Linked DNA regions of Homo sapiens: region 2 is linked to region 1. A link is an interaction called in ENCODE POLR2A ChIA-PET data of the cell type or tissue named here. Cell type or tissue: HepG2. All regions are shown on one strand. Links, peaks and the distances in the headings refer to the core of each region. The heading gives the core; the rest is flanking DNA.

Region 1 (4,373 bases), core at 147-4,146:
CGGCTCCACGCCCCGGAGACCAGTGTTGCTGCTGCTGCTACTGCTGCTGCTGGTGGTGGTGCCGGGGAGGCCAGGGGGCCGGGAAGGGGCGTAAGGCACGCAGGCGGTGGTTGCTGCTGGTGAAACGCTGGAGTCCATCCGCGACCTCTGAACTCTGCTCTCTCTAAGGTCACTTCCGGGGGGACGGGTGGCAGGCAGGCAGCCATGGCTCTCTGCTCCTGGGGGGCGGGGGCCTGGGCCTGGGGGAGCAGCCGGGACCAGCCGGTGGCCAGGGGGGTGCGCGGTGTACGCTGGAGCTGGGTATGGATATGGGTGAGGCAGCGAGTGCCGCTGCTCCTATAGGAGATAAACAGGGATGCAGGATGAGGAATAGAGAGCGTGGGACTTGTAGGTGAGAGGTGAAAGGCAACAGGCAGGGGCTCACCTGGCGCTCTGGGGGTGCTGAACCCTTGCGCTCTGGGCCCCAGGCATCTCCATGCAGGGTACTCCACAGCCCTGGCTTGGTTAGCTGAAATGGGGGGCTGGTAGCCAGGCCAGGCAGGGGTGGTGGTGGTGGTGGTGGTGGTGGTGGTGGTGGTGGTAATGGTGGTGGAGGCAGTGGCAGCCCTGGGGGAAGGCCAGTCTAGGAGAGAAGAGAGTGTGAGAATCCCATTCCCAAGTCCTGCCTACTTACTGCCTGCTGGCCCCCCTATACCCACACCTGTTCAGAGTTGCAGCCTCTCCTTCGCTTGCCTCCAGGGCTGAGGCCCTCCTCCCCTGAGGGGCCTGAGAGTGCTGCAGGAGGCACAGGCTGCACCACTGGGGGTTCAGCAGCTCGCTTCACCGGGGGACCTCCCCGCTTGGCTCCATAGTTCCGTTTGTGCTGAGAACAAAAAGAGAGAAGAGAAAATGGCACGGGTGCAGGCACAGCCTGGCTCTCCTCCCTAACCCACCCAGTGCCAGCCTCACCTCAAGGTGTAGCAAGTTCCACACTTGCTCCAGTGGGGGCAGGACCTTGGCTCGGTGCTGGCAGGAGCCAGTATGAAAGTTCCAGAGCTGGGCCTGGGGGTGGGGGGACACGGGGCAGGGGCAGATGTCAGGTGGGGCACTGAGCCAGAAGGCACAATCGTACAATCCCGTCCCCCACGCCCTGCCTTCTCCTACCTGCTGCAGTCGGCCAATGCGGGGCCCCAGCTCAGCGAAGCTTCCTCCGTATCGAAGGGCGCTGTGGTAGCAGCGTGTGGCCTCCTCACTATCGTGCTCTGACTCGTACAGTTGCCCAAGCTGTTCCCAAAGCCCTGGCTGGGCTGGCTCCCGGAGCAATGCCTGCACACAGCCATGCAGGGATTCCAGCTTCCCATGGAGGGGTCTTGGAGTGGGCGCCCTACAGAGCAGAAGGGGTGGGGGTGTGGGTGGGGGTTGGGCTTGAGGGGACTCTTTCAAGGCCCCAGCCTTACCTCCCACTCCCAGAACCTTCAAATATCCACTCACCCTGGAGCATAATATGGTTTGCTGGGGTGCCCAGAACTACTGCCATGTGAAGGGGGTAGGGGAGCAGGAAGCGGGGGCTGCCCAATGCTGGCTGAGCATCTGGAGAGAGAAGGAGTCTGTTATATACGGCAAAAAGGAGCAGTCTTGTCCTACCTAGGCAGGAGGGGGCTGATGCACGGAAGCCCACAGAATGACAGGAACCCATGGAGAATGACACAGATTGAGGGATACAGAGATGGAAAGAGGTGTGCCTGGAGACAGAGGGCCCCAACTTCTCACCTGCCTCCAGGCAGCCATGCGCTACGAGGAGGGGGATGAGGCGGGCAGGAGCTCCAGGCCCCAGCACAGCTCAGGCCCCCAAGGGCAAAGGCTTCCCGTGCAGCGCGGGCCCCTGGAGGGTCCACTGCCCGATGCATCCAGCCTGAGTTGGGGATAAGAAATTATGCTCTTACTGGAGGCAAAACCAGAGCTGCCAGTGTACATCCAGCCAGCTCGGCCCCAGAGTTTCCCTTACCAGGTCAGCAGTGGCCCCAGGAGCCCTGGAGATTGGGCACGGCCCCCTGCCCCAGCTCTCTGGGACGATGGTCCGGCTCCAGCCGCTCTGATAAGAGTGCCCGCTACCCCCAGATGGCTGCCTCAGTCCTTTCACAGCCAATTCTAGAGAGAAGGAAAAGGAGTGAGACGAGCTGGCCAGCACACAGTCAAGGCCCAGGGGCTGGGATGGGCGGACTGTGGCATCCACCAATTTGTCATTTGTGCAAAGGGCCCGGCCTTAGCTTTCCCCAAAGGGAGGCCCGGCCCAACCACTCCCTAGAGGCCCAGGAGTGTGGCTGGGAGTCAGGACGTGTGTGGCAGGGAACCAAAAGGCCGGTCAGAGGGACGGGGTGGCTGCGCTGCCAGGCTTCCAGTCCGGAGCCACTGGGCCGACCCAAAACGCAGCGGCCGCTTACCCGGCCTCCGTGGGAGCGTCCTCACACCGCGTCGGCAAGCTCCAGAGATCTGGCCAATCACAGGACTTCCTCTCTCCCCAGAAAGCCAATCATCACCCGTGTCTCCGCCTCAGTAACAGCCTGGCCGGAACCAATGGGAGCGAGGTGAGCCCGGCAGCGGTGGCCGGGGGAGGAGGGGCGCGGGAGCCGGTCAGACGAGCTCAGCCCGGGGTGACCCCGATGTGACCCCGCGGCTCCCACCTAGGGTCCCCATCTAGGATCCGACACTCCGGCCGTCAGGGCCAGAAGGCAGCCAGGACAAGACGCATGCGGATGAGGCCGGTTAGTCGCATGCTCCGGCCGGCGTGGGGGCCGGCGCTACCCGCAAGCCTCAAGCACCCAGAGCCGCCGGTGGCCACGGCCAGGCTGCTCGAGTAGCCCCACGCCCGGCCACCGTAAGACCGACGGACGACAGACGGATGCAGAACGCAAAAAAGACGTCCCTCCCCTTCCTCACTTCACCTCGCCCAGTGACAGACCTCCCTACCCCGAGCGCCCCTATTAACTGCTTAGGGCTGGCCAGCCACAGCGACTTCCACGGCACCCAAACCCGTCCGCGCCGCTATCGGCGCTCCACCCCCAACGCCTGACCCCGACCCAAACCTTGGTCAAGCCCCCAGTCTCATACCCAGTTCCTCCAGGTCCTCTACTTCCCCTGGCTTTCTGGGTCTTCAATACCGACCGACCCCCAAAATCAGACCCCTTTTAGTCCCCCAACTTCCGAGAAGTCGCGCACCGCGGTCCCGAGTGGCCCCTCTCTCGTGGCTCGCGTATCCTCTCTGCCCTTCCCCGCCGGGGCCACGCGGTTCCCCACGGCCCACGTGGCCCCCGCCCCCCAAGGGAGGGGGGATTTCGGGGGTTGCCCGTGACGTGGCTACTTGCGCAGCGGAAGCGGTGTGTGTAAATGTACTGCGGGGGGGGGGGTCCTGAGGGAGGGAGGAGGGCGGGGCCCGACAGGCAGTGACATCACCCTTGTCCCACTCTCACCACCCACTCCCTTAAAGAACCCAGAACTCGTTTCACTTCCTCCTTCACGCCCCCCCCACCCTTTCGCTTTGGTGCCGACTGGACCCCCGACTGGCACAGCGCTCCCCTCTCTTGGGCACCTTCCCTTTAGCCCCAGCTCTTCCTTCTCGCCTCTCTGAGCCCAGGAGCTGCGTCCCCGCGCCTCCTCCTTGCCTACCCGGCGTCCCCGCAGGTAGGGAGCCGACTCGGCTCCCGGGATCGGTCCATTGAGAGTCTAGAGTACAAAGAGCAGCGAGAGGCGAGTGTCGAGTACAAAGCCGCGGGGGCGGGGCCAGCGCTCCAGCTGGAGCGAGCGCCGGGCAGGAAGCCGGGGGAGAGTGCGCGACGAGGGGCTGGGGGTGGCTGGAAAGTTCGCGTTCGTTGAGAGAAGTCTGCGCTGTGGGGAAATTTCCACCCAGCCCACAAGGGCAGACGGGTTTCTGGTGAAAAGAGCCTTCCTTCCCGAAGGGGCAAGGTCGTTTGTTTGCATGGAAGCGCTTGGACCCTACAGGTCCCTGCGTGCCACTCTCCGCCAAGCCCTTGTGGTCGCTTGGGCCCCGCGGACCCTCTCCGCGGTTCACGTGGTATTACTGTCAGAACTCTCTCCTCACTAGAGGCAGCATCCTTTCCATCAGTAACCAAGCCAGGTACGGCGCTGAACTGTGGTCAAGTATGGCCCTCCGTGACTGCCCCCACCCGAGTACCGAGGCAGGGGCGGGGAGGAGACCCAAGAACCAGACGTGGAGGGGGAGCCGGGGAACCAGACAACAGAGGGGCAGATGCCTGCTTGGGAAGTGGTCCCGAGAGCGCCGCCAGTTACCAGGAAAGGCAGCTTCCCCTTCGGCGATGATGACACTTCCCCTCTGCCACTTCCCCTTTCCCACGGGGAACTGACTCAGCTTTCCCTAA
Region 2 (4,373 bases), core at 238-4,237, 280 kb before region 1:
TTTTTTATTTCATTGAGACAGAGTCTGGGTCTGTTGGCCAGGCGAGAGTGCAGTGGTGCGATTACGGCTTACTGCAACCTCGCCTCCCGGGTTCAAGCGATTCTCCTGCCTCAGCCTCCCAAGTAGCTGGGATTACAGGCCCACGCCATCACTCCCGGCTAATTTTTGTATTTTTAATAGAGACAGGGTTTCGCCATGTTGGCCAGGCTGGTCTCGAACTCCTGGGCTCAAGCGATCCGCCTGACTCAGCCACCCAAAGTGCTGGGATTACAGGCGTGAGCCACAGCGTCCGGTCCAAAGTGATCTTATTAATTATTATTATTATTTTGAGACGGAGTCTCGCTCTGTTACCCAGGCTGGAGTGCAGTGGCGCGATCTCGGCTCACTGCAAACTCCGCCTCCCGGGTTCAAGCGATTCTCCTGCCTCAGCCTCTAGAGTAGCTGGGATTACAGGCGTGTGCCACCACGCCCGGCTAATTTTTGTATTTTTAGTACAGACGGGGTTTCCCATGTTGGCAGGCTGGTCTCGAACTCCTGACCTCAGGTGATCCACCTGCCTCGGCCTCCCAAAGTGCGGGGATTACAGGCGTGAGCCACCGCGCCTGGCCCCAAAGTGATCTTTTAAAACATCAGTCAGAGAATATAACTTTGCTGATGAAAATCCCCCACTGGCTTCCAATTGCCGTTATAATCCAAATTCCTTCAATACTCTCCAAGATCCTGTGGGATGGGCTACGCCTGACTCTCTAATCTGATCTCTGCCACTCTGCAAATCCTCCATCCCGAGTTCGCCGGACCTCTTTCTCCAGCTCCCACCAGCAAATAGCTCTCCTGCCTCAGAGCCTGTACTTGCAGATCCTTTTGCCTGGACTCAAGGCTGCTGACTACGCTGGCATCAAATATCACTTCTTCATAGAGGCTGTCTCTTACCACCCAGAGTAAAGTAGCCCTTCACTTTCAAGTCATCGCCATGACCTTTTTGTTGTTGTTGTTGTTGTTTTCTTCCCACAGCCTTATAACCATCTGAAGCTATCTTATGTTATTTTTTGCTTTCGTAGTTATTGTCTGTCTTTCCCTCTGTAATATAAGCTTCAGGAAAGCCCAGACCCAATGTACTCCTTACAGTACTCGGCACACAGGAGGCACCCCATAAATATGGGCTGACCGAATAAATCCAGCAGCTGCGCACACAGGCATATAGATAGATGCACTTTTTTTTTTTAACAGTTTCCTTCTGGAGGCCACGGTTACTACTTAGCGCTAAGAACAGAGCATTGGCAGTCACAGATACAATCCGAGGACGAGACAGAGACCCAGACCCTGGCGCAAATAAAACAGGTTGAAAGAAACGGGAGGGACAGCTCCAGGGTGAATTCCAGAGACAGAGACCCAGATAGACTAAGGCCGAGACCCAGATTCACTCAGCGAACCTGAGCCCCGAGCCCACAGGCCCCGGCAGCGACCGCGGACAGAGCCAGGAGGAGGCGAGCGGTGGGAGGCGGAGCGCGCCGGAAGGGAGCGGACCGCGGGGAGCCCCGCCGCCCCGCCCAGCCGGCCCGCCCCGCCCCGCTCACAAGTGGTCGCCGCAGGTGGCTGTGCGCCCACCCGCCCGCCCTCGGGCCGACGCGTGCGGGATCAAAGCGGCCGGGAAGGGGCGGGGAGGGGAGGTGGCAGGAACCTGGAAGTGTCAGCGAGCTTCCCAGGGGATGGCAGGAGCGTGGGAGCGCAGAGTCCCGGGAGGCGACAGAGACTCGGAGAGACGACGAGATACCAGAGACCCGAGAGAGCCAGAGGCGGAGATGCAGACGCCAAGACGCGGAGAGACGCGGAATCAGAGATGCGGAGGGAGGAGACCACCAACACCAGAGAGACCCAGGGCAGAAGTCGCTGAAGATCTGGAAAAAACGTGAGAGATACAGAGATGGAGGAGCTAAGAGACACTCAGAGACCCGGAAAGGAGGCGAGACAAAAAAGGCATAGACCCATAGACTTAAGAAAAGAAAGCGTGCTTCAGAGAGAACGGAAAATAACAGAGGAAGAGAGGTGGAAAGAACAAGGGATGTAGAGTGGGGGGCGGGGAGACCTGGCCCTTCCCCCGCGGGGGGCCGAGATCCGAGCACTGTGTCCTTTCTCAGGGTCACGCCTGCGGAGGTGCGGGCCGGGGACGGAGGGAGGGGGGTGTGGAGGCTGCAGGACCCCCATGCTGGGAGGAGGGGAGTGCGAGGGCGTGCGGAATCGTTTAGGCCTGGGGCTGCAAACTCTGCTATAGTCAAAAGGTTAAGATTAATATTTGGTAGAAATATTTAAGTGAAGATGTTTCTTAGAAATGCTACCAAATATATTATCCTTTTTTTGGAGGGGAGAAAAGAAAACTGTACTCGTGCATTGGCCGGGAATCGAACCCGGGCCTCCCGCGTGGCAGGCGAGAATTCTACCACTGAACCACCAATGCGCGGCTTAAAGATTCTGCGGGGATCCTATCTGAGATTGTAAGAGGTTGAGGCGGACCCGGACAGGCAACGGTGTAGGCCAGGGAAGTGGTCCCGAATGGTTGCCGTGGGTGGAGCGCCAAGTCATCCTTCCTCTCGTCCGGATCCGGCCACCGGGCCATAAAGCCGCCCCATATGGCCAGGGGCGGCCCCACACCCGGGTGCGAACAGCCGGGGGCCCCCAGCCTCGCGTGCAGGTGAGAAAAATTCAGCCCGAGCCCAGGTTCCCAAGGAGGGGGGCGGCGGGGGCTGATGGGGACACACATTTGCGTTCCCATTTGGCTGAAGGACGGAGAGGTGGGATGTGCTGGGGGCCCTGATCCCAAATGGGAGCCCCCTCCTCAAGGTCTGTGCCTCTCCCGGCTCGGGCTATGATGGCAAGAAAGGCTTCGTGACAAAACCAAGGTGCGGAGGGCCGTTGGGAGGGCTTGAAGGAAACCCCATTGGTCTCTGATTTCACAGCTGTCTTCCGTCTCGGTCTGCAACCCTGTCTTTCCGTGTCTTTATCCCTGGCAACCTGGCTGTTCCCTTCAGTTTCTGATTTATCTTCTCAGACACTTTGTCCTGAAGCCCTCGAGTGGTCAGGCATCGTTCTGCGGAGGGTCATGCTCTTGGTTTGAGGTGGGTGTTGATCCCTTTTTTGTACCCCTTGCTTTCCCCTTAGTAAACTGCCTGCTCCCTGCTACCCTACAGTCACCAGGGGCCTCCAGAAGCAAGCAATGCGGGCACACTTGCGTGAGGTGTCCTATCAGCCACACTCCTGAATCTCCTATGACTAGTTTTGAATCAAATACTTGTACTGTAAGTGGAAAGACCTCTCCACTCATACCTATGTTTCAAAGACTTGCTCCCTCTGCCTTGAAGATCCTCCTCAGTCCAGCCATCCTTAAGGAGACCTTTTCCCGGAGCACCTACTTCACTGGGCTTCTGTAATAGCTACTTGGTGTCACATGGTCTTTTCCATTAGATCCTGCAGGGATAAGCTGGGTCTCTCCTGCGTATCTCACTATGACTCGCCCGAGCCTAGACAAGTGCCCTGTCCGCAGAGTGGGCGCGCAGATGTTCGCGGACTTGAATGTAACTGGCTTAGATAGAAGAGAGCGCCTCTCCAACCTCCCGGCAGAGCTTCGGTTGAGTCGGACAGATTCACCCAGCGCACTCGGGTTGCTCCCTGTCTCGACTAGGAAGCGAACTTCGGAGATGATGTATAAAATTCAGCCTGGGGGCTGAGAGGTGCTAACTTCTATTTCAGGGTTAGTGAGGGTACAGTAAGCCTCCCAGAAAGCTGCAATTCTGGAGGAACTCTGAATTTCATCCCCAAGCGAGCTCTGCCCCAATAGCCTCCTCCTTTCAGCTGGGTCCCGCCTCCTTATACAGCCTTACGGTCTGTAAACCAGCCAGTGCCCCCATTCACCCCTCACTTCCCGCACTCCCAGGCCAGTTTCTCTCCTTCCCCTCCCCCCTTCACTCCTCCTCTTTCCGGGAGCCTCGTGCCGGGTCCTAGAGGGGCAGAATCTGGATGTCGAAGGGGGCGGGGTCGGGTCCTATCCCTCCTACCCTTGGGCCGCGGAATATAAGGCTCCAGGCGAGCAGGGAACCGGTCCACACAGGGTCCGGAGGAGCAATGGTCACCCGGGATCGAGCTGAGAATAGGGACGGCCCCAAGGTGAGAGGCGGGAGGGGAGGGAGCAGAGGTCCCTGGTTTGGCTAGGGGACTGGGCCCCTGACGCCGTCGGTCTGGAGAGAGGCTGGGGACGCAGGGGTGGAAGGGGAGCGGTGCTCCAGAACTCCAGGAGCCAGAAGCTGGAGAGGAAGCTGCAAAATATGAAGAAGGGGACAGGGGTCAGAGCCAGACCTGAGTGGGCGGCGGGAACATAGGACTAG

Evidence for each region. ChIA-PET counts read pairs that join two places held together with the same protein. Peaks named below come from ENCODE experiments on the same cell type or tissue, not always from the same donor. Only the 100,000 strongest peaks of a DNase experiment are listed, where the experiment ranks them.
Region 2: POLR2A ChIA-PET joins it to region 1 with 5 read pairs; 7 of 35 experiments call an interaction of 5 or more read pairs at or near these places.

Annotation. Positions count from the first base shown.
Region 1 is chr17:7,843,068-7,847,440 of GRCh38, reverse strand. KDM6B (lysine demethylase 6B) reads right to left here. Exons shown (of 24, transcript NM_001348716.2): 3 at 2,421-2,540; 4 at 1,985-2,127; 5 at 1,750-1,891; 6 at 1,471-1,569; 7 at 1,144-1,363; 8 at 949-1,041; 9 at 701-862; 10 at 425-622; 11 at 1-336. The coding sequence starts at 1,886. LOC124904106 (translation initiation factor IF-2) reads left to right here and starts at 1,913. Exons shown (of 4, transcript XM_047437265.1): 1 at 1,913-1,987; 2 at 2,502-2,564; 3 at 3,577-3,802. The coding sequence starts at 1,913. RefSeq lists an enhancer at 2,219-2,338 and silencers at 2,489-2,708, 3,249-3,438. In HepG2, for the core only: no CTCF peak of the experiment used is centred there; DNase peaks (open chromatin) are centred at 2,510 and 3,750; H3K4me3 peaks cover 2,276 bases; H3K27me3 peaks cover 307 bases.
Region 2 is chr17:8,123,825-8,128,197 of GRCh38, reverse strand. It overlaps HES7 (hes family bHLH transcription factor 7), which reads left to right and starts at 4,092. Exons shown (of 4, transcript NM_001165967.2): 1 at 4,092-4,155. The coding sequence starts at 4,114. It overlaps TRG-GCC2-6 (tRNA-Gly (anticodon GCC) 2-6), which reads right to left and starts at 2,452; the gene lies at 2,382-2,452. RefSeq lists enhancers at 1,164-1,243, 1,764-1,823, 1,636-2,437, 3,714-4,234 and silencers at 1,494-1,683, 2,364-2,413, 2,524-2,573. In HepG2, for the core only: no CTCF peak of the experiment used is centred there; a DNase peak (open chromatin) is centred at 2,467; H3K4me3 peaks cover 3,585 bases; H3K27me3 peaks cover 1,668 bases.